Linked DNA regions of Homo sapiens: all the other regions are linked to region 2. Evidence: chromatin loops called from intact Hi-C (ENCODE). Cell type or tissue: MCF 10A. All regions are shown on one strand.

Region 1 (8,000 bases), 140 kb before region 2:
CAGGCTGGAGTGCAGTGGTGCAATCTCAGCTCACTGCAAGCTCCACCTCCCGGGTTCACACCATTCTCCTGCCTCAGCCTCCCGAGTAGCTGGGACTACAGGTGCCTGCCACCATGCCCAGCTAATTTTTTGTATTTTTAGTACAGACGGGGTTTCACCATGTTGGCCTGGATGGTCTTGATCTCCTGACCTTGTGATCCGCCGCCTCGGCCTCCCAAAGTGCTGGTATTACAGGCATGAGCCACCGTGCCCAGCTGATTTTTTGTGTTTTTTTTGACACAGGGTCTCACTGTATCACCCATGCTGGAGTACAGTCGTGCAGTCTCGCTCACTGCAGCCTCTGCCTCCTGGGTTCAAGCTAGCCTCCTGCCTCAGCCCCTTAAGTAAATGGGACTACAGGTGTGTGCTGTGATGCCCAGCTAATTTTTGTATTTTTTGTCGAGACAGGGTTTCGCCATGTTGCCTAGGCTGGTCTTGAACTCCTGAGTTCAAGTGATCCACCTGCCTCGGCCTCCTAAAGTGCTAGGATTATAGGCATGAGCCACCGTGCTGGCCCCATTGAGTGTTTTAAATTGTAATATAATTTTTCTTATGTATTTTATTGCTATTTAATTGGTGCTTGAAAAACTGGTTAATTTCATAAAATATATGAAATTATTATATTGAAAACAAAGCCTATCACGAGGCTTATTAGACTAACTTCTTGAACTTTTCTTGCATGTAATGTATATGTGGCATAGAAGGCAGTTTGTAAAATACCTTCCAAGGAGTCAAAGGGTATTGTTCATGATATTTGGCAAAGATTTCCTGTTTTGACTTGATTTTAATATAATGGTTTTAACAATTGTTTCTGCTTTTTAAAGGACTTGGAAAACAGTGTGGGTGAACTTAGTGAAGGACAAAGACCCCAGCTAACAGCGGCAGCAGAGAACATCTTAATGGGACATTCTCTCTATATGCAGCCACCTGTCACTAATACACAGTCTTTGGATCAACAATGTGATCCTAAACCATTATCTCGGCAATTTGACACAGTTTCAGGTAGACACCAAAATATTTTTTCTTGATGTGTCATAGTAGTATCCCTAATCTGAGTTGAGGAAAGTATACCTATTTTCAGATAGGGGCTTGCAAAATTTCTTTATTAAAAGGGATTTTAATAATTGGAAAGTTTGGTGATAACTTTTTTTATAGTATATATAGCAGTGTTTCCCCAAATGTGATTCATATATCAGTGTTGGTACATGAACCTTTGGGTGGTATGTGAATTAATTTTGGTAATACACATACATACACTTAAAACTTTTTAACTGTGATACTTTTATTTTATTTCATTCTATTTATTTATTTAGAGACGGAGTCTTGCTCTGTCACTCAGGCTGGAGTGCAGTGACACAATCTCGGCCCACTGCAAGCTCTGCCTCCCGAGTTCACCCCATTCTCCTGCCTCAGCCTCCCGAGCAGCTGGGACTACAGGAGCCCACCACCACGCCTGGCTAATTTTTTGTATTTTTAGTAGAGATGGGGTTTCACCATGTTAGTCAGGATGGTCTCGATCTCCTGACCTCGTGATCCGCCCTCCATGGCCTCCCAAAGTGCTGGAATTACAGGTGTGAGCCACCGCGCCTAGCCTATTTTATTTTATTTTATTTTTTTGGAGACGGAGTCTTGCTTTGTCGCCCAGGGTGGAATGCAATGGCACAATCTCGGCTCACTGCAACCCCTGCCTCCTGGGTTCAAGCTATTCTCCTGCCTCAGCCTCCCGAGTAGCTGGGATTACAGGCGCCTGCCACCATGCCCAGCTAATTTTTGTATTTTTATTAGAGACAGGGTTTCACTATGTTGGCCAGGCTGGTCTCGAACTCCTGACCTCAGGTGATCTGCCCACCTTGGCCTCCCAAAGTGCTGGGATTACAGGCATGAGCCACCATGCCCAGCCGATGCATTTATTGTAATATGTACTAGAAAAATATAACGAATCCATGAAAATTGACATAACAGATCTTTAGGACAAGGTTAAATTAGATAATACTGTAGACATTTATTCTTTATGCTATATGAATTTCAGTAGCACTCTGCATTCAGGACTATTTTAGAATTTAAATAAACTTTCTGTTGTGACACACTGGAAATAAGGATAGAATAGAGAATACCAATCACTAGCATATATAGTTGACTCTCATCTATGGACCATTGTTATATTCTGTGGTCACCACAAACATATTAACAAGTATTGAACCATTACTCCTAGGGGAAATACAGGATTAGGTTTCTGTGAGCCTCTGGTCATAACATTTTTATCAACTGATCAATACATAATCTGGTTTTATTTATGTTTCTGTTTAAAGAAGTCTTATTTAATATATATTTTGGATTCATTAATATTGAACTCACAGCCATTGAACTATCCAGCAGTATAACTTGTGCCTGAAGGAAGCCTATCTAACATGTATATTTTCTCCATAAGACACAGCGGAGCCTTTTTGTGCTTAGAAACACTAGACAGGCCAGATGCAGTGGCTCACGCCTGTAATCCAGCACTTTGGGAGGCCAAGGTGGCAGATCACCTGAGGTCAGGAGTTTAAGACCAGCCTGGCCAACATGGTGAAACCTCATCTCTACTAAAAATGCAAAAATTAGCCGGGCATAGTGGCAGATGCCTGTAATCTCAGCTACTTGGGAAGCTGAGGCAGAAGAATTGCTTGAACCCGGGAGGCTCAGAGGGCAGAGGGCAGAGGTTGCAGTGAGCCGAAATCACGCCACTGCACTCCAGCCTGGGCAGCAAGAGCGAGTCTCTGCCTCAAAAAAAAAAAAAAGAAAAGAAACACTAGACAGTACTTCAGCACTAAGGGGCCATTTTAAACAGTGAAATCACCAAAAAAAAGGGGATGAAATCTGAAAAACAGCTTTACGTATACTGTGAAAAGGTCACTTGTTTACAGTATGAGAGCTGGAATAAGGTGGAATGTATCGTTGTTCAGCATCAACTGGAAAAATGCATGTTAGGTAATTTAAGTTTTTCACCACTCTGTACATGTCCACAAATGACCACAAAGGTGCTGCAAGTATTGATTTGGGGGGTTATAAATACGTTTTAGCGAGTAGATAAATTTGCAAATATGTAATTTACAAATAAATGAGGATCTGCTATATTCTTATTATTGATTTTTAAATGCCCATTGTTTCTTTCTCTTAAGTGAAAAGAAACTTCTGGAGGCATGCAGATTTGCCAGAAATCAGAAAAGGAAAAGCCTGAAGTATTTAGTTTCATATTGAGTGAACACCTTGTATCATTCAGAATTGGGAGAATTCCGAGACTGAATTTCCCATGTGAATAAATGTAAAGATTGGCCTTATTTCTCATTTTGTACACATAATGAGAGTATTAAATGTTTTACATTCTTTAAAATTTGTAGGATTCAAATGGCATGAAATGTGACTTACATTTATGTCCAGCTAAATTTGCAGAATGCAGTTAAACAGAGTTAACACTAGGTGGCTCTCGCAGATCACTTGAACTGCTAGGTACTTAAGAGCTACTAGGTATCTGAGAGCAACTAGGTACTTAGTTGAAATGTTACAGAATAAACTCCCTGAGGAGATAGCCTCTTCAGTCCTTTTTAAATATCTGGTAACCCTAGCAGATTACCTATAGTACAGTGCATTTTTAATCTTAGGTACATTGTAGGTATTTAATTGGAAAAAATAAGTAATATGGTATAACATAAGATTGAACACATATGTAAGGCAGTATAGCAGAATAGCTAAGAGTTTAGGCTTTGAGAGTTTCAGAAATGGGTTTGAATTCCAGCTCTATGTATCTTTGGTCAAATAACTTAATGTTCCTGAACCCAAATTTCTTTATGTGTCAAGTGGGGATAATATTGCTATGTACGAAATTACCCCACATTTAACAGCTGAAGGCAGCAAACATTTATTATTTCACAGAACTCTGAAAGTCACAAATCCGGTAGTGGCTTACCTGGGTGGTTTTCAGGATCTCTCCTGATGTGGCAGTCAAGGTGATGGCTTGGACTGAGGTCATCTGAAGGCTTGACTAGGGTTGAAGGATCCACTTTCCAAGTTCACTCACATGGATTTAGCAAGAGGCTTCACTTCCTCACCATGTTAACCAGTCCATAGGGCCGTGAATGATGTGGTAGCAGACATCTCCCAAGAGAAAGTAAGCAATCAAGATGGAAACCATAATGTCTTTTTTTTTTTCTTTTCTTTTGAGACAGAGTCTCGCTCTGTTGCCCAGGCTGGAGTGCAGTGGTGCGATCTCAGCTCACTGCAACCTCTGCCTCCTGGGTTCAAGTGATTCTCCTACCTCAGCCTCCTGAGTAGCTGGGACTACAGATGCACGCCGCCACCTCGCCTGGCTGATTTTTGTATGTTTTTGTAGAGACGGGGTTTTGCCATGTTGGCCAGGCAGGTCTCAAACTTCTGACCTCAAGTGATCCACCCGCCACAGCCTCCCAAAGTGCTGGGATTACACGTGTGAGCCACTGCGCCCAGCTGATAATGTCTTTTATAACCTAATCTCCAAAGTGACATGCCATCACTTCTGTCATATTCCATTGATAACACAGACCAATCATGGAACAACTTAAGAGGTGACTTTTAAAAGGTGTAGATACCAGGAGGGCAGGGATCACTGGGGGCTATCTTGGAGGTAATAGTGTCTATCTCATTATGGTTATTAGGTACATGTATTTGACAATGCATGTAAAGTACTAAGCTCAGTGCTTGGCACATGGTGTTGTTCTCTTTAATAATGCTTGGAGTATGAAAAGTACTATCTTATATGTACTTAATAGAATCAGAAACTATCAACAGTTGACTAAAAGGACTTTGCCTATAGAAAACTAATTTGTTCCTCTTGTTTCAAGATTTTCTCCTGGTGACCACAGACTATAACTGTGGTCCATAGATGAGAATCAACTATATATGCTAGTGATTGGTATTGCTTTTCGTCTTGATTTTTAATAACTTTGCTTACAGAGGGTCATCTCTTCTTACTTTGCCCCTCCCCACCCCTGCTAATTTTCAGGAAGTGTCCTATTTTCTGTAGTCCTCTATCACTGTCTCCATTCCTGAGGCTCTCAGGTTGGGTTGAGTAACTGAAAGTTGCAAAATTGGCTTTGAGGAGTTGTCTTGGGAAACCTAAAATGTAAGCTGTAATTTGAGTGAATTATTTGTGGACCCTGGGATATACTACCAACTACAGCTTTTTATTTACTCAAAAAACCTGTATTGAATACCCACTGTATACCTAGAACTATGTAAGTACTACATTAAGCACTCAAGATTCAAAGATGATAGATATCTGCTCTCAAGATATTTACTAACTAGTGTGGGAGAAATAAATAACAATTATAATATTGTGTGACTAGTACAACACAGACGGCTGTGGGAGTGCAGAGGAGGAACTTAACTCATTTGTGAGGGCTTAGAAAAGGTTTTCTGCAAGATCCAATGTGAAATTGAATCTTAAGGGAATTAGCCAGATGGTAAATTATGATAAGAATATTCCAGTTTGTTCATTTACTTATTCAGAAGATATTTTTGAGTGCCTGCTATGTGCTGAGCATGTGCTAGGTGCTAGGAATATGAAACTTGGTAAGGCCCTGTTCACAATGATTTTTTTTCTCTAGTAGACATAGTAGATAAGAAAGCAAAAACATGCAATAAATTACTGTAGTTATTGTGAAGAAGCCCGTATAGGATGGAGGTACAGGTCAATTGTAGTTGAAGGGATTCAGGAAAGACTTCATAGATGAGGGAAGTCTTGCTTGAAGTGACTCCTCAAAGATGAATAAATGCTTGCCATGTGGTGAGTGAGGAGGGACCTTTCAGACAGAATATGCAATGAGACAGGGGACAAAGGCAAAAAAAAAAAAAAAGCAAGGGTTAATCGTGGAAATGCAGTGTTTTTGTCAAAGAATTAGAGCTTAAGATGCAGTGAAATTGCAGCAGGGAGCAGAAACCAGGTCATGAAAAGCCCTGGATTATCTATTAAGGAGTACAGTAAGGATCGCTTTGTATACAAAATGGGAAATAATAACAGTCTTACTTTTTACTTTATACTTATTCCCATGAACAATTCAGCCTTAAGTTTCTGTCAGTTCTGAATGTTGTGTGATATTCATCAGTCTGTTAAAGATTGTAAGTAAATGAGTGATGTGATCATATTTACCTTTTATTTAGCAAGATCATCTGAGATGCAATGTGATGGATAGATTGGAAGAGTTAAGACTGGAGGCAAGGAGCCTGATTAGACAACCATTAAAGTTGACCTGATGAGACATTATTCAGTAATGAGGATATATAAAAAGGGAGATTTGAGAGAGAATTAAGGAGATGGACAGGAATTCATTTGAATGTGAGCAGTACAAAAGAAGCAGAAAGTCTAAGAAATCCCTAGGTTTCTGTCTAGAATTATTGGATAGATGGTCATCTCAGTCACTGAGAGAGAGCGAATATGGAGGAAGGACAGAATTAGGAGGAAAGAGATTGAATGGGGTTTATACATACTGAATTTGTGATGCCTTTGACTTTCATACAAATGAAAAAAATCCATTAGATATGCCGGACCAAAAACTCTTGCTGGACTGGCAATTTTAGGCAAACTTAGTCTTCTCTAAAAGTCTGCCATGGTTGCTTTCCACTATAACAAAATTCTAGGAAAGTAAAATTAGGGATTTCTAGTTATGATTAATTAAATTAAATTTGACTTGAATGAAATAATATTTTAAATATCCCTCTTTTAAAGGTCTAACTTGCATTATACAGGTAAGACACCCACACTCAATGAGCCTGCTTGTTAGAAGACACAGCAAATTCAGCACTGTTATGATTGCTGTCAGGGAATCCTTTCCTGACCCTTATCACTGGGTTAAATACCTGTCATGTGTACTCTCTATAATTCTCTAATGTCACCTGCCTAATGTTGCTCTTATCACACTGATATTAATCTCATGTGAGGGTACGGACTTTATCTTGTGTACTCTCATATCCCTGTCACCTAGCAGGTTATATAGTATACAGAACATAGTAAATATCTGTTAAATTATAGGATGGTGTATTATGTGAAAGCTATTACGCACTTTTTGAGTGCTCCCCACCACCACTTTTTTCCTGTCCCATGTATGCCTTATCCCAAGTAACCCATGTTAAGATTCTGGCATATAACCTTCCTGTTTTTTACCTCACACATATAATTATATGCACACATGCATGTACAATATATATGGTATGTGTGATTGCCATTATTTTACAACTTAAGATCATATCTTGCACACTTGCCTGCATTTTGTGTTTTACCCAGTAAACCCTTAGATTATTCCAGGTCAACCGGTATTACTTAAATTTATTCATTTTAATGATTACGTAAAACTTCATAGTGTTGATTTCCAATAATTTATTTAGTTGTTTCTCTATTGATGGATGTTTATTAACATGTCCCTGCACTATAAACAATGCTAGAGTAAGTATCCACACACACATCCTACCAGATTGTTGTGTTTTATATACTCCTCCTTACTCCAGTGTATGTACTCCTGGGAAGCTCTTCTATACACGAGCAAATGTATCTTTAGTTTAGAAATAGATAATGCCAAGTTGCTTTCTTGAAAGTTTAAACCAATTTATTTTTATCGGCAATTTATTAGTGCCCTTTCCTTACATCCCCTCCTGAAATTGTGTTGATTAGTTTTTTTACATACCTCAGTAGAAATATGAAGATATGTTTCTGACTCCTGGTGAGTTTATATGTCTTTTCATTCATATGTTTGTTGGCCATTTGTATGTGCTCCTATAAAGTTCTTTTCCCATCTGGGAGGTTCTCAGTTTTTCTTGTTAGTTTTAAAGCTGTTTCTATAGTTTAGATGTTTTCTACTATTTGTATTGTAAATATCTTTATCCAAATTTATATTTTGCTCATTGACATTGTTGATGATCTTTTTGCCATATAATTTAAAAATTTATATGTAGATATT
Region 2 (8,000 bases):
CAAGAAGCTTGTTTAGAAATGAGCAGAATGAAACAATGACAGAGGACATGGGTGAGTGGCATTTGGCAAGCAGGATAAGTCACTATCCTTTCGTGCCTTACTAAAATTAGGGAGGAAAATTAGTTCCTATATTATAAAGTAGTGTTTGGCAACAGCAGGCATAAAGAATAGATAACCTGAAGAGAATCGATTTTGTATGCTTATGAACACCTGACCATAATTCCATTTTTAGAGCTAATATACAACCTTGTTAATTATGAATCAAGTTTGTAGTTCTTTCATGTCTGTGGGAGGCAGCAATGGGGAGGAAAGTGAAAGGTGGCAAGGGAGTTCTTTTGTTTTTGTTTTTTGGTAAATGTCAACTTAATTCTATTTGTAGTAGAGATTAAATGGGTACTATTAAGTTTAAAAGTATGCTAATGAAAAAACAATTTACAACCAATCTACATTCTCGAGTCTCTCTCTAGCAATTGTCAGGTGAATGCTTGCAAGGTAATGTGCTGAATACAGCGATACTAAGAGGGTATTAAAACAGTCCCTGCCTTCAGGAAGCTTTCATAATGTAGATGGAGAGAAGAGATACACATAAACACCTACGTAGATAGATATGCGTGTGCACACCCAGATAAATAACCATACAGGTAGCATGGGATCAGAATCAGATATTTATATAGTTAACTGGAGCTCAAAGGTTGGAAGGGTGGTTAGACCACACAGAGAGGGGAGGAAAGAAGAGGAATTCCTAGCACGGGTAAGCAGATGGGCAAAAGTGCAAGTGTCTGAAATAATGATATAGGATGCACTCTTTCACACAACACTTTGCCTGAACTTCAGCAATTGTGACTTGCTGGATTGAATTTCCGAGGTTCTTGGATGTACTGCTTTTAAAGATATATGTGGTACTTTTCCACAGATAAGCCAGCTAGTGGAATTTTCAGACCCCTATCCCACCGGAAATTTCAGTGGGATAGGGGTCTGGAGTAGTGTGTTCCAAGCAGAGATGACCAATACATGATACTTCAAGAGGGAAGACTTATAAATCCCTCTGGAGAAAAGCTACAACTCATATCACCTTTACTATCTATGTGCTAGCCACGTTGTAAGTGCACAGCCCCCACAATATATAGCATATGCTGCATACTATTATAATTCTTCAACAGCAGGTTCCCATAGCAGCTGCTCCCTTTTACAGTGGGGGGAACGTACACAGAGAAGGGAGTAAGTTGCCCGCACAGCTATTTAGGGGTGAAACTGGGATACAAATCCAGACAGTCTGATTTCTGAGTCAGAGCTCTTATTGTAAACGCAGACTAAGTAATAATAAAAGCTCAAACAAAAACCAAAGCGCGCACGCGCGCGCACTCAAATCGTAGGCTTGTAAAAGAATTGATGCAACCTCTCGCTATACAACGACATCCTCCTGCCTAATTTTAAATGCCGTCCATCGTAAGACCGACGTTAAAAAATTAAAACGACAACAAAACTTAAGTTTTAGAACACTGCATTGTGCTCTGTATTGCTTGCCTTTACAAAGTGGAGTTAAGGAACCAACCCCACAGTGTCTGTGAATACACTTGCAATACCTTGCTTGGGAAGTGAAAGAAACCTAACTCGGTGTGAGTGGAAATGAGGAGTGGCCGTGTGGGGAAAGGGTTAAGACTGTGCTGCAACTTGGTCGAGTTTCAGAAAGTTCTCCGGAGAGCCCAACTGCCGCGTCCCGTCGCGGCCCCTGCCTGCGCGGCCGACTGTAACAGGATGCTGGGGCTCCAGGCGCTCGCCCCGAGCTTTGGGCGACGAGAAAGAGCCAATGAGGAGCGAGGGCAAAATCGGGTGCAGTAAACCCGAAAAGGGGGCGAGGAGGCCCGCGAAGAGAGCGGGGGAGGAGGCGGGGAGGGGCGAGGAGGGGCGGGGAGGGCCGAGCGAGGAGGAGGCGGCTCTGGGGGCCGGGCGGCGCGCCTGACAGAGGAGGGGAAGCCTGGGGGCGCAAGCGTCGCAGCCGAGGGGCCGGCGCGGGGAGGCGGGCGCCAGGCGGGGGTTTGCAGGGCCGCCGCGCGTGACGTAGCGCCGGGCAGGGCGTTATCAGCTGCCGGGCCGCGGCGAGGGACGCGCGGCGACAGCGGACGGCGCTGCCCGGGCCGGGACAGCAGCAGCCGGCGGTCGCGCGCAGGACTCGAGGGCTTCTAGCCACCGTCCCCGCCAGCGCCGCGCCCCGCCACAGGGCGGCATGAGCCCACCCGCGGCCGCAGCCCTAGCGCCCTGCTCCTCCGCCTGGGCGGCCCGGCTGCGGTGACGGCTCTCGCTGCCCGACTGGGGGCCATGAAGCCGAGTCCGGCCGGGACGGCGAAGGAGCTGGAGCCTCCGGCGCCGGCCCGAGGCGAGCAGCGCACGGCGGAGCCCGAGGGGCGCTGGCGGGAGAAGGGCGAGGCAGACACCGAGCGGCAGCGCACCCGGGAGCGGCAGGAGGCCACGCTGGCCGGGCTGGCGGAGCTGGAGTACCTGCGCCAGCGCCAAGAGCTGCTGGTCAGGGGCGCCCTGCGCGGCGCCGGGGGTGCGGGAGCCGCTGCGCCCCGCGCTGGGGAGCTACTGGGGGAGGCGGCGCAGCGCAGTCGCCTGGAGGAGAAGTTCTTGGAGGAGAACATCTTGCTGCTAAGAAAGCAATTGGTAGGTCGTGCCCGAAGGTGGAGCACGGCTGTTCCTGCCCAGGGGCTGGAGGTCGGGCAGGTGGCCTGGGGCGGGCGCGAGGTTGACTCTGGCTGGGGAGATGCTCGCTGTTATGGGACGCCCCCGACCGCCCCATACCTCCCTGATCCCCTTCCTGAGTGCCCGCGGCGTGTGGGCTGCCGACGCCCACGCGTTTCTGGCGTGTGCCCGCTTTGTGTCTGGCGACCTCGCGCGGATTGCGGGAAGGGGGTGGCCGCTCTTCCCTCCTCCTCTGCCTTCGGGATTCTTGGAGTCGCCTAGTTCTAACGTTCGGTCTCCTTAGTTAGATGAGTATATGCCCTCTCCCCAGCGGTTTGCAAACTCCCACTTAAAATACCATTTTATTTGGAGGTTTTCTTGACTTTATCTCCTCCCGCCGAGAGGGGCCAAAAGCCAAGGAGGGGGTTTGTGGCGTGCTTAACTGTCCAGGGCCGAGTTTTACGATTACACTGGAGCGCCTGTAGGGAGCCGTGCCTCTCCGAGAGCTCTCCCCAGCATGCCAGCTTTCACCCAGGCTGGTGCTTAATTTCAAATAGAAGCCCTTTGTATAAGGCAGCTCAAACTAGATGGAAATGATGGAAATTTGGCTGGAGACTGTGTCCCCTCCTCTCATATTTTATACGTTCTGCCAGCTGTGATTGGTGGTGGAGGTGGGAGAAAAGAGAACCTGCTCTCGGTAAGCATTTATCTTACTGGGTTTCTGTCAGTGTCTCAGTCTTTCTATGCAGTCTTCATTAATGGGGAAGAAAAAGAACTTTGTAGCTTAATGTATTGATGAACAGCTTTTGACCCCGCCTCAGAATAATGGCGACAGCTTTGTTTTCAGTGACCTTAAAATGTAGTTTTGGAAACAGCAAACGTCCTCACCTGACCAAGTGATACTATCTAAACTAGACACATGCCAGGTAGTGGCCCTCCCACAATAAAGTGGTGATGCTGTGCAGTTGTCATGTGTTTTCTTCTATTATCTCTTTTCAGATCATTTCTTTTCTCTGTGTGTGTGTGTGTGTTTTTAAGCACCAAAGTGCTTTTACTTGATAGGTTCATTTTTCCTGAAGAAATTAATTGTAGCAAACAAACATACAATTTATGTCTCCAAGCTTTTTAAGTCAAAAGACAAGAGGCGTAGATATTCATATGCATGTGTTTTGTAAGGATGTACACTGTGGTTTGTGTAATATCTCTGTTTTGGCATTTTACTGTGCTGCTTCGGTCACAGACCAGATTCCTATGTAACATTCATTTGAGCCAGTTCTCACTGGTTATGGCTGGTGACTTTTACATTTTATTGTTTTGTGCAATTGCACCTTTTTGTCTGCATGAATCTCAAGATTGTAAGTGGCGCATTCCTATTGTCCGCTTGAGGGGAGCAAAGCAGTATGTCAAGAGAATTCCAGTCCAGTCAGTATTTATGGTACTATTTTCATTTGTAGACTTGGCATTCATGATTTGAACCAGATGCTTTTTGAGTTCTCCCGTTTTTCCAGCAATAGGAAGCACTAGGTGGCAGTGTGAGTTAGCACAATCCATCTGTCACCTTTGGAAACCCAGAGGCGTTCAAATCTCGATGGGCCTTCCCATGAGGGTTTTGGATTCTGCCAGCTCACATTATACTTGGCACTGGCTATTAGTATTAGTTTCTCACTTTCAAAGGCTCTAAGACTGATTAAACCCCACAAAGCAACTAATAGAAAACAAAACTCTGCAGGCCAAGACATTTGGCCAGAAAATCTCACCTAAGATTATAGTGTATTATAGGAAATCTCTTACTCTCATTTCAAATTAAAGAGTCTACTGTGAAGTATTGTTTTTTAAAAGACTGGTTATACACCAGATGATTTAAAGTCTCAGTCCATTTTTCTTGTCCCTATCTATGAAAAGTCAGTTTGTATATATTAGTTGAAACTAAAAACAAGTCTTGTTTTTATGAAGAAACTTTATATCACCACAAAATGTGAGAAAGTGGAATTAAACATAGGACATATTCTTGAATTCTCGAAGTTTTTCGTTACTTCAGGTCATCCAGTAAAATTTTGGTTTTCTAAGTTTAGTGAACTCTTCAGATGGGTAATTTGAATCCTTAGAGTAGACTTTCTGGTTCTTTTGTCACCCCTGTATGTTCATGTTTCCTTTGTTTCTTCCTAATCAGAACTGTTTGAGGCGAAGAGATGCTGGTTTGTTGAATCAGTTGCAAGAGCTTGACAAGCAGATAAGTGACCTGAGACTGGATGTAGAAAAGACATCTGAAGAGCACCTGGAGACAGACAGTCGGCCTAGCTCAGGTGAGTGATTGAGCACAAGGACAGAATTCTGCACTCTTGAGTTGTATCTCAGCCCCTTGTGGTTAACATTCCCAGACCTGCAAATGGCAATGGAGTTTGTTTCCAGTGCAGAGAGGATAAACAAAAAAGAAGTCTGCCATTCAGTTTTATCGGAATAAGAGGGAAATAAACTCAGACAACAAAATTTTTAGTAATGAGATCAATGTGATTGGAGTCCCCCAAGTTTAAAAATAAAAGCTATTCAAATTTCTGCAAGAGGTGCCCTCCTTTGAAACTTGAGTAAGTCAGAACTGGGCTAGAAAATTAGTCACACTTCAACTTCCTGAGACCACTTCAAAAGTTTTTTTTTTTTTTCTTTTAAACCATTTGGGCTCCTTAGATTTTTCTCTTATTATTGTTCTGAAACAATCATGATAAAGATGAGGCTTGACAGATCTAAGTTTCTTTCCTTGGACATGTTCAAAGGCGGGGTCAAGGAATAAGGTCAATTTGAGGGTGAGGGTAACTCTGAAATGTACCCCTAGTTATGGGCTCTTTGCCTTTTCCTAAGGATTGTTTGAAATAAGACCATAAGATTAGGACACCAAAGTCCAATGAATCAAAATTGGCCAAAAAACAAACAAAAAATCTCCTTTTCCTAAATGATTATTCATTTTCCTGTTAAGCGTGAATATGCATTATTTCTTGACATGATGTTAATTCCAACGGTGTTTTTATTTGTAGGGTTTTATGAGCTGAGTGATGGGGCTTCAGGATCCCTTTCCAATTCCTCTAACTCGGTGTTCAGTGAGTGTTTATCCAGTTGTCATTCCAGCACCTGCTTTTGCAGCCCCTTGGAGGCGACCTTGAGTCTCTCAGATGGTTGCCCCAAATCTGCAGGTAAGAATTTTTAGCACTGATAGAAATTTTTAATTGGAAGGCATCAAGGGCCCTTAAAAGGTTATTTGGCTCCAGCACCTTTCACTGGTGGAAAAATGAAGGTTCATCACTTTGCGGCATTTAGTGCCATACTTACATCTAGAACTCAGTTTCATCTAGGTGAGTATCTAGAACTATTCCAGTACCCTTTGGGTGCTACTTGGTTATATATTTTGATAGCAGCAAGACACTTTATCTCTAGAAATCCTGTCCCAATATTGTAGGTCTTGAGCTCTGTTTCTGAGCCTTTGCTGTTAGGTTGTCTGTATTTTCTTTCATTTTGGAACTGTTTTCTTCTTTTAATTATGTAAAGCTAAAACTCAGCCAGGTGCAGTGGCTCACACCTGTAATCCCAGCACTTTGGGAGGCTTAGGCAGCTGGATCACCTGAGGTCAGGAGTTCAAGACCAGCCTGGGTTGGCCCGGTGCAGTGGCTCATGACTATAATCCTAGCACTTTGGGAGGCCAAGGTGGGTGGATCACTTGAGGTCAGGAGTTCAAGACCAGCCTGGCCAACATGGTGAAACCCCATCTCTACTAAAAATACAAAAATTAGCCGGGCATGGTGGCACATGCCTATAGTCCCAGCTACTCGGGAGGCTGAGGGAGAATTGCTTGAACCCAGGAGGTAGAGGTCATAGTGAGCCGAGATTGGACCACTGTACTCCAGCCTGGGCGGCAGAGAGAAAAAAAAAACAAAAAACAAAAGACCAGCCTGGGCAACATGATGAAACCCTGTCTCTACTAAAAACACAAAAATCGGCCGGGTGTGGCAGCATGTGCCTGTAATCCCAGCTACTTGAGAGGCTGAGGCAATAGAATCACTTGAACCCCAGAGGCGGAGGTTGCAGTGAGCCGAGATTGTGCCACTGCACTCCAGCCTGGGCAACAGAGTGAGGCTCCATCTCAATCAATCAATCAGTCTAACACTCACATTAAGTTAAATATGTCCATCAGCCTGGCCAAGAACTGGTTGGCACTTCAGGGAGCAATGGCCCTTTCATGTTCTCCAGAATGTTCTGCATGATGGCAGCTTGTTTTTTCTTTTAAGTGGGTGCCCACATGCCATTATTCCTTATTTTGGGATATCTTTGCAATGACCCCCAGAAGGAATCATGCTATTGTACTAGAAGAGTTTCTGCATTTCCAGTATGTGTCACACACTACTGGATGCTCTGTATGTATTTATCTCCAATGAATCCTCCCAATAGTCGTGCACAGTACAGGTCTTGTTAGCTCCATTTTATGTATTAAAAAAATGAGTCCTAGTAAGGTTACATATGTTATTTAAGGCTCTATAGATGGTGAGTGGCAGAGGCAGAAGTTAAGCTCAGGCCTAACTGCCAGGTCCACGTTTTTCATCATCCCAAGGGAATTCAGAAATTGTTGTTTTCAACCTTCTCATCTAACAGAAGAGGAATTTTGGCTTATAAGCTAATTGTCAGAGGTTCTCCATCTGCTGAATGGCAGGGTTGCTGCTGGAACTCAAGACTCCTTCCTTAGTCCTGTTACATTGTGAATTCTTATAAGAGTAGAGAAAATATGAAGATTAGAATTGCTCTGGGTCCTGGGCACAAGTCATCACACTCCTGGTTTGTCTGTGTTCTCCACTTGGGTATAAGCCTGAATTTTTGAGTCCAGGCAAGGCAAACAACACTGAGCAGCTGAGGGAGCTAATTGGCTGGTGTCTTCATATCTGTGTGTTGTCAGCAGCAATCATTTGAGGAAGCACAGAACTGTGTTATCTAGAGGGTCTGGGCCTCAAGTTCATTGGTAATTGCTCCCCTTCATTCCACAGATCTGGTTTCAGAGGGAAACTTTATAAACCCATTAAAGGCACTTTGGTTTAGGTTTTCCTTCAAGACAGACCCGTGCTCTTCCAAATGCCACTTCCTCACATAATTGAGACAGTTGCACCAGGCCTTGGGGGCTAGGATATCTGTTTTGTTCAACTCTAAAGAGGGAAAAGGGATGAATAGTGAAGTGTTTGTCAGTGTGGCTTTAAGTAAGGCAAAGATAGGGCTTACGTTGCTGGGAGAGGAAGGATGGGGAAGGATGTTAGCTAGAGAGGTTTCCTTTTAGAACAAGCTCTTTATTGGGG
Region 3 (8,000 bases), 170 kb after region 2:
TGTTCACTCTGTTGATTATTTCTTTGGCTGTGCAGAAGCTTTTTAGCTTAAGTAAGCCTCAACTTTCTATTTTAATTTTTGTTGCCTATGCTTTTGAGGCTTTAGTCATGAATTCTTTGCCTAGACCAATGTCTGGAAGAATTTTCCCTAGGTTTTCTTCTAGTATTTTTATAGTTTCAGGTCTTACAGTTAAGTCTTTAATCCATCTTGAGTTGATTTTTCGATCTGATTTCTCATCCCTGTGAACTGACAGAAGCCATGGAACACCTCTAGGCCCTCAGTGGAAGTTGAGAACAAACAGCAGGCACAGGAGATGAATGGTACTCAGGGAGCAAACTTTTGACTAATATTGACTCATCTATGTTTAATAGTCATATCAATTGCATTTTAATGAGCATATACTATGTGATAGGTGCTGTCATAATTGCTTCAGAAGAACAACTTAAATTATATTGTGCCTTACTGTATGCTATATACTGTTTGAAAGTACACAGCATAAATGCCTAACATTTATTAACTCCTATAAGCTCCATAACCCTCTGAAATAGATGATATTATTACTCCCATTAAAGAGTGTAGCCTTCATGGGGACAGGGACGTTATTGCACTTACAGCACTCAACATGTACAAACTAAAAGACCCTATTATACAGTTGTGGAAATGAGAGGCCAAGTGTATTACTCTGACCCAGGGCTTCTCAATCTCAGCACTAAGAACATTAGTTTTTAAGAACTAAAGACTAAGGCTGGTGAATAGAGCCATCACGGTGGTAGAGATGAGGTTATGCATGAGCTTAACATTAAGAACTCCCACTTCCACAGCAGATCTACACTGCCACAGCACATGTTCAACTGCCAGAAACAGAGACTATCACTTGAGAAGAGCAACCAGTCTCTTGGTAGCACATGGACTTTTCGTACGCTGAAGGGGCAGTGTTTATTTTGACAGATATCCACACTTAATCCAAGAATGAGTTTGCCTTATCTGCCTTCAGGGCTTCAGCTAGCACATTTTCTTGAGATTTCTTTGATATGTTTGAAGCAGCATAAGGCTGAGCAGGGGCAAGAACCATGGAGAATATCTACTTTTTAACTTGCATATGGATGTCAAGGATTTGTTACTCCCTCAGGAGAACACAAGTATCTGTTTAAATTTCTATCATGGGCTGAGATAATTGGATAAAATGTCATGGGCCACTAGTTATATTTAAGTTAGCAATCACACTCTGCAACACACCACAAACATTGGTGGTAGCGATCGTTACTAACTAAAGTTGGAAAGAAAGGAGGAAGAACAGGTTTCAAAGAAAAAGTTCTTTCAAAATTTGAAGGCTTCTCCATGTCATAGCTGTAGGAAGCAAAAGGGAAATGTGGGAAAAACAGATTGCACTGGGAAGTTGGACTGGAGAAGAGGACAAAGTGGAGTCTGAGCTATGAAGCCAATCTCTTGGGACTCTCCAGCTCATATTCAATTTTCTGTTTCAAGGTTTGAATGGGGGTCCCAATCTTTGGGGATCCTGCTCCAGATGGACATGCAAGGAACATGAAGTAACAAAGGATAGTGTGTTTGGGTAGTGGAGAGGCTGAAGGCCTGAGAGTGTGTTTGGGGAGGATATTTTATGTAAAATGTATGTTTTCTAGGAAGAAGGGGCATAGTTTTTATCTATTGAAGCTTTTTAAAGCAATTTTTCTCTATTAAAAGCCATTGGCCTGAACAGTAAGAATCAGGATTATTCTGGGCAAAAAACATCCTTCATGATTTGTTTTCAGTTTGCCTTTCCAGCATTTACCCTTTCTTCATGCTACTGTTTGCTGATGATAATGACCTAACTCATCATTTTCACACTGTTTTCTCCTCCCCATGCTTCCACAAGGCCATTCTTGTCTGGAATGCCTTTCTCTCCTATCCGCTTCAGAGAATATCTCCTCATCTTTCAGAGAGCCAGATGAGCTGTCGTTTTTTTCCAGATGGCCTTCCTCAGTGCCCAGAGAGAGTTGGCTGGTCCTCCTTTGTAGCCACCTCTGTTGTATGCCTGATAAAGTGGCATTCACTTGATTTGTTATAGGCCTGTTTCCTTCACAGGTAAGTTTCTTAGGCTGGGGGCTGCCTTATTTTCTTTCTATGCTTCAGTGCTTGGCAGATAGCAGGTGACATAATAAACACTTATTGAGAGTGTGAATTTAGAAATGAGTCACTCTGGAGGTGGCTGATCAGATGTCTTCTGTGTAACTTACAAAAAAGAAAAACATTTTTGGAAGTGTAGTAGAAGTTTGAGTTTCTGCAGGGAAGAAGTGTAATAAGTATATGTAAAATAAGTGTTATATAACATGATAGGAAATATTTTCTAGGGAATCTAAGACCAAGATAGAAACCCATCTGTCCCTGCTGACAGAGACACAGTCTGGCTCATGTTTTCTTTTCTATGATTTTGTAATTTATGATTTAAATCCCATAAAGTGAACAGCTGACAAACTAGACAAATGTCAGAATACCGATAATAAGCAAAAAACCCAAACACTTTCTTTATTTTGCCTTCTCTCCATTGTGTCACTCAGTCAACTATTTCCACCCTGAAGTGTTGGTCACATTAAAGGACAAGGACATGAATAGATGCTTGTGAAGGGTTGTATGTTTTGGTAGAGGAAGCATTCTATTTTTCTTTTTTTTCCTTGGGCTAGAGGCAACATTTTTTTTTTTAGATCTCATATTTTTAATTTATGAGGTATTGTTTGTGTTCATTTTCTTCAACATTTCCAAAACCTCACAAATTTAGATGAAGTTAAACTACTATAAAAGTGAAATATCATAGAATATTTTAAAACTAACTACATTAGCTTTTTTTTTTGAGATGGACTCTCACTCTGTCACCAGGCTGGAGTGCAGTGTGCAGTGGCGCGATCTTGGCTCACTGCAATCTCCGCCTCCAGGGTTCAAGCGATTCCCCTGCCTCAGCCTCCCGAGTAGCTGGGACTACAGGCGCGCCCCATCACGCCCGGCTAATTTTTTGTATTTTAGTAGAGACAGGCTTTCACCATGTTGGCCAGGAGGGTCTCGAGCTCCTAACCTTGTGATCTGCCTGCCTCAGCCTCCCAAAGTGTTGGGATTACAGAGTAAGCCACTGCACCCAGCCAGCTTTTTTTTTTTTTTTTTTTTAGTACATCATTAAAGGAAACAACATTAGAAGAATACAACGAAGCATTGATGAAGAAATTGAGTTAGTTATGCTTTAATAAATACATGACTCATTTTTTAAAAGCCTAAATCCTTTTATGTGCAAATAACCACTAATCACTATAAAAGTATTTAAAAATTTAGTTCTCACAAGTAGGATTAATATGGCCTGTTATAACCTTAATATAATACATATGCTTATTTATAATAGATATTTGCTTAAACAGCTTCTTTTGCCATAGATGTTAAAGATATAAGCCTCAGCTCAATTCTGGTCTAATTATTAAGAATTTAAAAAGAATGATTATTCAAGTGATTGAGTTTTCAACTGTACTTTGTTTATTTTAACTCCACTGTTTGCATTACATGAACTATGGACTTGCATCAAGAAAGTAGTGTATATGTCTAGAAACATTTTGAATGCTGGGGGAAGAATTTGACCAGCAGGACGTCTTATTGTCTAAACAGTATGAGGGCCTGTTTGCTTCATGGTGAGAAGATCTGCTTTCCTAACAGATTCTGAAGGTGGAGAACAGAAGGAGATGAAGGACTCTTGTCCTGCAGTGTAAGCAGATAATGGCACTTCAGCTGCTTCGATACACAGGCAGGAGGTTGGACTTAGCAATTTTTTTAGAGACTTCTTAGTTCTTAATATCTGTATCATTAGTTGACAGATGGATTTCTGTCTGGAATCTTATTTCAAGAAAGCTGCCTCCTGCTAGATAATCTCCTTAAACTGTAATTGACAAATGGAATGAATTTCATTTTCCTAAATTTTAGATGAATATACTAAAATGTTATCCATGCCTTCAATCTGTGGAGCCCATTCTTTTAATAAATATTTATTGAGCATTTACTATGTGCCAAAGATTCTGCTAGGAACTGGGATAAAGTGGAGAATAAGAAGGATACTATCCTTATTCTTCAGTGATAGCAACAAACCAGGATTTGAGTGCAAAGACTCTTACAATAATTTTTTTGTGTGTTTATCAAAATTCTGTTCTTGTTCTCTTTACCATTTTAGGTGAAAAAAAGGGGAGATTTTTCTAGGATGTGGTAACTTTTTTTTCTCTATAAAAAGTACAGTCAACCTCTCCAGTTAACTTTTTCAGACCACAGCTTCTCAACTTGGAAATAGTCACAACTGAGGTCAGACAGAAATTCTCTTTGAATTTTGAAGGCCAGTTATTACAGATATGTCCAATAAACCACAGTCCAACTTCTCAGCCCAGACTTTGGGACTTTATGGCTGATGGTAAGAGAACCTATCTTTATATTGTTCTCCTACGGAAACCCTGCGTGAGTCTCCTCACCGCTGGCCTGGCCTGCAGATTTCAGACTCCAGACCACAACATCTACTCTTATTGAATTGCTAGCCTACCAGACTGCTCTGCAGATTTTGGACTTGCCAGCCCCCAGAATTTCATGAGACAATTCCTTAAAACAAATATACTTGTCTCTCTTTTTCTTTCTAAATATATGTATATGATATATATGAACATATATGTATATGTTCTATATGTATGTGTGATATATATACATATAACATTAGATATGATTGGTTTCGTTTCTGCAGAGAACTCTAATACAGGCAATCTGAAAGGGAACAGATATTTAGTATATTGTACTGGAAATACTCAGTGTCCTAATAGATTACATATATTTTGCTGAATTCCACTTAGAATCCACAAGAACATACTGCCAAAACCCTTTGTCTGGTGAGGAAAGCATGCAGGACACTGTCCTCAGTCCAAGGCCTCTGCTTAAAAATGTTGAAAGCATTGTCTGCCTGCCTCCATCTCCTGAGTCCTGTCCCATGGACCAGAAAAAGGTGATGCTCAGACCCTTATGCCATCTTGTGCTATCTTTGTCCCATCAGCAACCGCATGTGGCTGTCTGTGATAAGTAATCGAACAATTGCTTAGGGAAGTACATGTGCTAATGGTGCATGGCAGCTTTACAAACACTGTCTGTTTGAGTTAGACCTGAATTGTCCTCTGATTTAAAGATTCCACTGTGATTATCAGAGCCTTGGGGATGATGCTGGCCAGAAAGAATGTGCATGGCTATTATTGTGCCAATTTTATAATTCATCTTTTAATAATCTGTAACTGAAGAGCTGAATGGAATTTATCAAACCCTGCCTTGTTTCTCACTGGGGAACTTTCTGTGTTTTGTTACTGAGCCAAGGCTGAATGCAGCTGTTGGAGCTGTCACCAGCATTCTGGTTCACCCAAATATTGATAATAATTACTTCTGCTTCACATGGAAAGAATTTATTTAAATATCTGTAATGGAAAGACCGTTATTATTGGTATTACAACTTTACAGTGAGTACATCAAAATGTAGATATGACATTCATAAACTGTGTTTGCAAAAAGCTGTATCTGTCTCCTGCATAGTACACAGGACCCTGGGCTAGTATTGCTGCTCATCTGTTCTTCATAGAAATAGGGAGAAGTTATTACTAGAGAATAATTAAACCCACAGAAACGTCCAAATGTTGGCAGGCTGCAGCCATCCCCAACACCGCACAACAGCCTGTTATGATCAGCGAAATCCAATAGCCGGAGCTTTGAGCCTGAGGGGGTAAATAGCATAATGAATTTTCTTTACCCTGTCATTACTCCTCTCCTGGCTTTCCTAGATTACAGTCACAAGCAGGTCACAGAGCATTTATGCACACTTCGTGCAAAGTGCTTTGGAGTGGAGGCTGGGTCTTGGTCTAACTGGTGGTGATCAATGTATCATTGCGAGGAATGAAAAGCTGCTTCTGACCCTTGCCAGCTACATCACTGGGAAGCCCTGTGCTAGCACAAGCCCATTGCCCCATATTTCCTCTTTGGGTTTTTCCTTTTCTGTTCTCCTTGCCTTCCCCTATTTGCTTGCTCTGGTGGTCTTCTGTCTCCTGAATCAAAATCTCTTTGTTCTTTATCACGTGAGACATGTTTGTTGCTCCAATTAAGATGATTTTATTTCATAGGTAATGTCAGATCACCTCCAAGGGAATGTTTGAGTAGCCGCCTACTGTAGTGAGGACCTCAGCTGAGGCTTACTTGTATTCACAGCAATGGGTTGCCCTGTCTGTTTGCAGGGGCTAAGGAGATCTTGTGAGAAATACCCCTAGGGAGCAAGGACTTTTCTATCAAAGCCTTACTTGTCAGAGGGAAAGAGAAAGACTGAGTCTAGCCCTAGGGCTGTTATGAGACTGGAATCATAGCTTAGCTCCTGGAAGCATGTTTGGGCCTGGAGGAGAGAGAGAGCTGCAAGTAAAAATCATGCCATTATGTTCTGTGACAAATTAGGGCTCAGTGACATACTGTTTAGGGACCCATCCAGCAAAGTGTAACACAGAGGCGGCGAGCCCCCTCCCCCGCAGGAGAACCGTAGTGCCCAGAGCAACTTGGGGCCACAGCACTCTGCCCTGTCTGCCAAGGGGCCACCAGCAGAGGCCTGCTATGCCTCTGGAACTGCAGAGCTCAGCCAAACAGGATGGCAATCCCTGGGGCAGTCCGAGTGCCACTGGAATATTCCTGAATTAATGGATAATATACCTTTGCCCTTGTCTGACACATGTGGTCCATCTTGGATACTTAGTTCTTTCCTCCATGTATTGTGAGTCCTTGGCCAGGAGGGCTGAGCTAATTTCCTTAAGGAGGGCTTCTGGATTTCCCAGGTGAATGCTGCATCCTGATCTTAGCTTAAAGCAGGAATAAGAATAGTTTTTCCTTATAACACAGATGAAGTCTAAAATTGGACCAGCTTTCCAATAGCCTGTTTTCTAATAAAAAAGTTTGTTTTCGGTGGGGCGCAGTGGCTCACGCCTGTAATCTCAGCACTTTGAGAGGCCAAGGCGGGCGGATCACGAGGTCAGGAGATCTAGACCATCCCGGCCAACATGGTGAAACCCTGTCTCTACTAAAATATTTTAAAAATTTAGCTGGGCATGGTGGCAGCTTGCACCTGTAGTCCCAGTTACTCAGGAGGCTGAGGCAGGGGAATCGCTTGAACCTGGGAGGTGGAGGTTGCAAGGAGCCAAGATCGCGCCACTGCACTCCAGCCTGGGCGACAGAGCAAGACTCTGTCTCAAAAAAAAAAAAAAAAAAGTTTATTTTCAAGAAATAGCTTTTGGGATTTAACATTTCTTAAGTAGATTCCCTGGGAAGAAAACCTGAAGGAAAATTTAGGAGACATTAATGTCCTTAAGATAGAAAAACACTGGGTAGAAAAGAAAGTGATGAAAAGAATGTTATGCTTAGCCAAGTCAGCCATTTGAGACAAAACTCCTCTTGTTTAAATTGCAAACTATCTATTTTGGCCAATGAATGTAGTCTTAAAGCATATTCTTAATTTCAGAAGCCTTTGTTACAAGAAAGCCAAATAATCGGGCTTTACAGTTTCAGAGCACTTTTCCTGTTTTAAAATGGCTTTGAGTTCAGAAGATGAATCATGTAATTTTGTAAGAATTCCTTATAATGTAGTATGAAATTATGCTCACATGCTCTGAAGTGTTTCTAAATAGCTCTGGCCACATCTTGGATATTCACTGTCTGAGAATGTATAATTTAAGAAATCATAACAAGATGGCAGAATTTCATTCTAAAGGATTTTCAAGGCATTGATCTCCACTCACTTCAATGTTGTTTAAGTTCTTTTCTAAGACAGCTCTCAGCTCCTGCTACCTTCACCCCCAAAACCACAATTTTCAGAACTCTCAGGATGGGTTCTTCCAACTTGGGATGGTGGTCTGTAGCATTGTAAAGAAGGAGTTGATTCATTGAATTCTTTCCTCTTATTCAATGCCATGAATTTAGGGCCTGCCTTCTGT

The links. A loop is a pair of places that touch in the nucleus more often than their neighbours do. Peaks named below come from ENCODE experiments on the same cell type or tissue, not always from the same donor. Only the 100,000 strongest peaks of a DNase experiment are listed, where the experiment ranks them.
Region 1: it touches region 2 in a loop (16-fold over the local background); 60 of 110 quality-filtered maps call a loop at or near these places.
Region 3: it touches region 2 in a loop (2.0-fold over the local background); 15 of 110 quality-filtered maps call a loop at or near these places.

What each region holds. Positions count from the first base shown.
Region 1 is chr14:58,497,920-58,505,919 of GRCh38, forward strand. KIAA0586 reads left to right here. Exons shown (of 31, transcript NM_001329943.3): 27 at 864-1,041. Among named protein-coding and RNA genes, the nearest start is that of KIAA0586, 74 kb to the left of the region's middle. RefSeq lists a silencer at 3,332-3,626. In MCF 10A, a CTCF peak has its summit at 3,475 (motif pointing right); no DNase peak of the experiment used is centred here.
Region 2 is chr14:58,635,887-58,643,886 of GRCh38, forward strand. It overlaps DACT1 (dishevelled binding antagonist of beta catenin 1), which reads left to right and starts at 2,076. Exons shown (of 4, transcript NM_001079520.2): 1 at 2,076-2,661; 2 at 4,850-4,982; 3 at 5,706-5,861. The coding sequence starts at 2,317. RefSeq lists a silencer at 1,867-2,576. In MCF 10A, a CTCF peak has its summit at 4,187 (motif pointing right); a DNase peak (open chromatin) is centred at 4,225.
Region 3 is chr14:58,810,310-58,818,309 of GRCh38, forward strand. No RefSeq gene overlaps it. Among named protein-coding and RNA genes, the nearest start is that of LINC01500, 14 kb to the right of the region's middle. In MCF 10A, no CTCF peak of the experiment used is centred here; no DNase peak of the experiment used is centred here.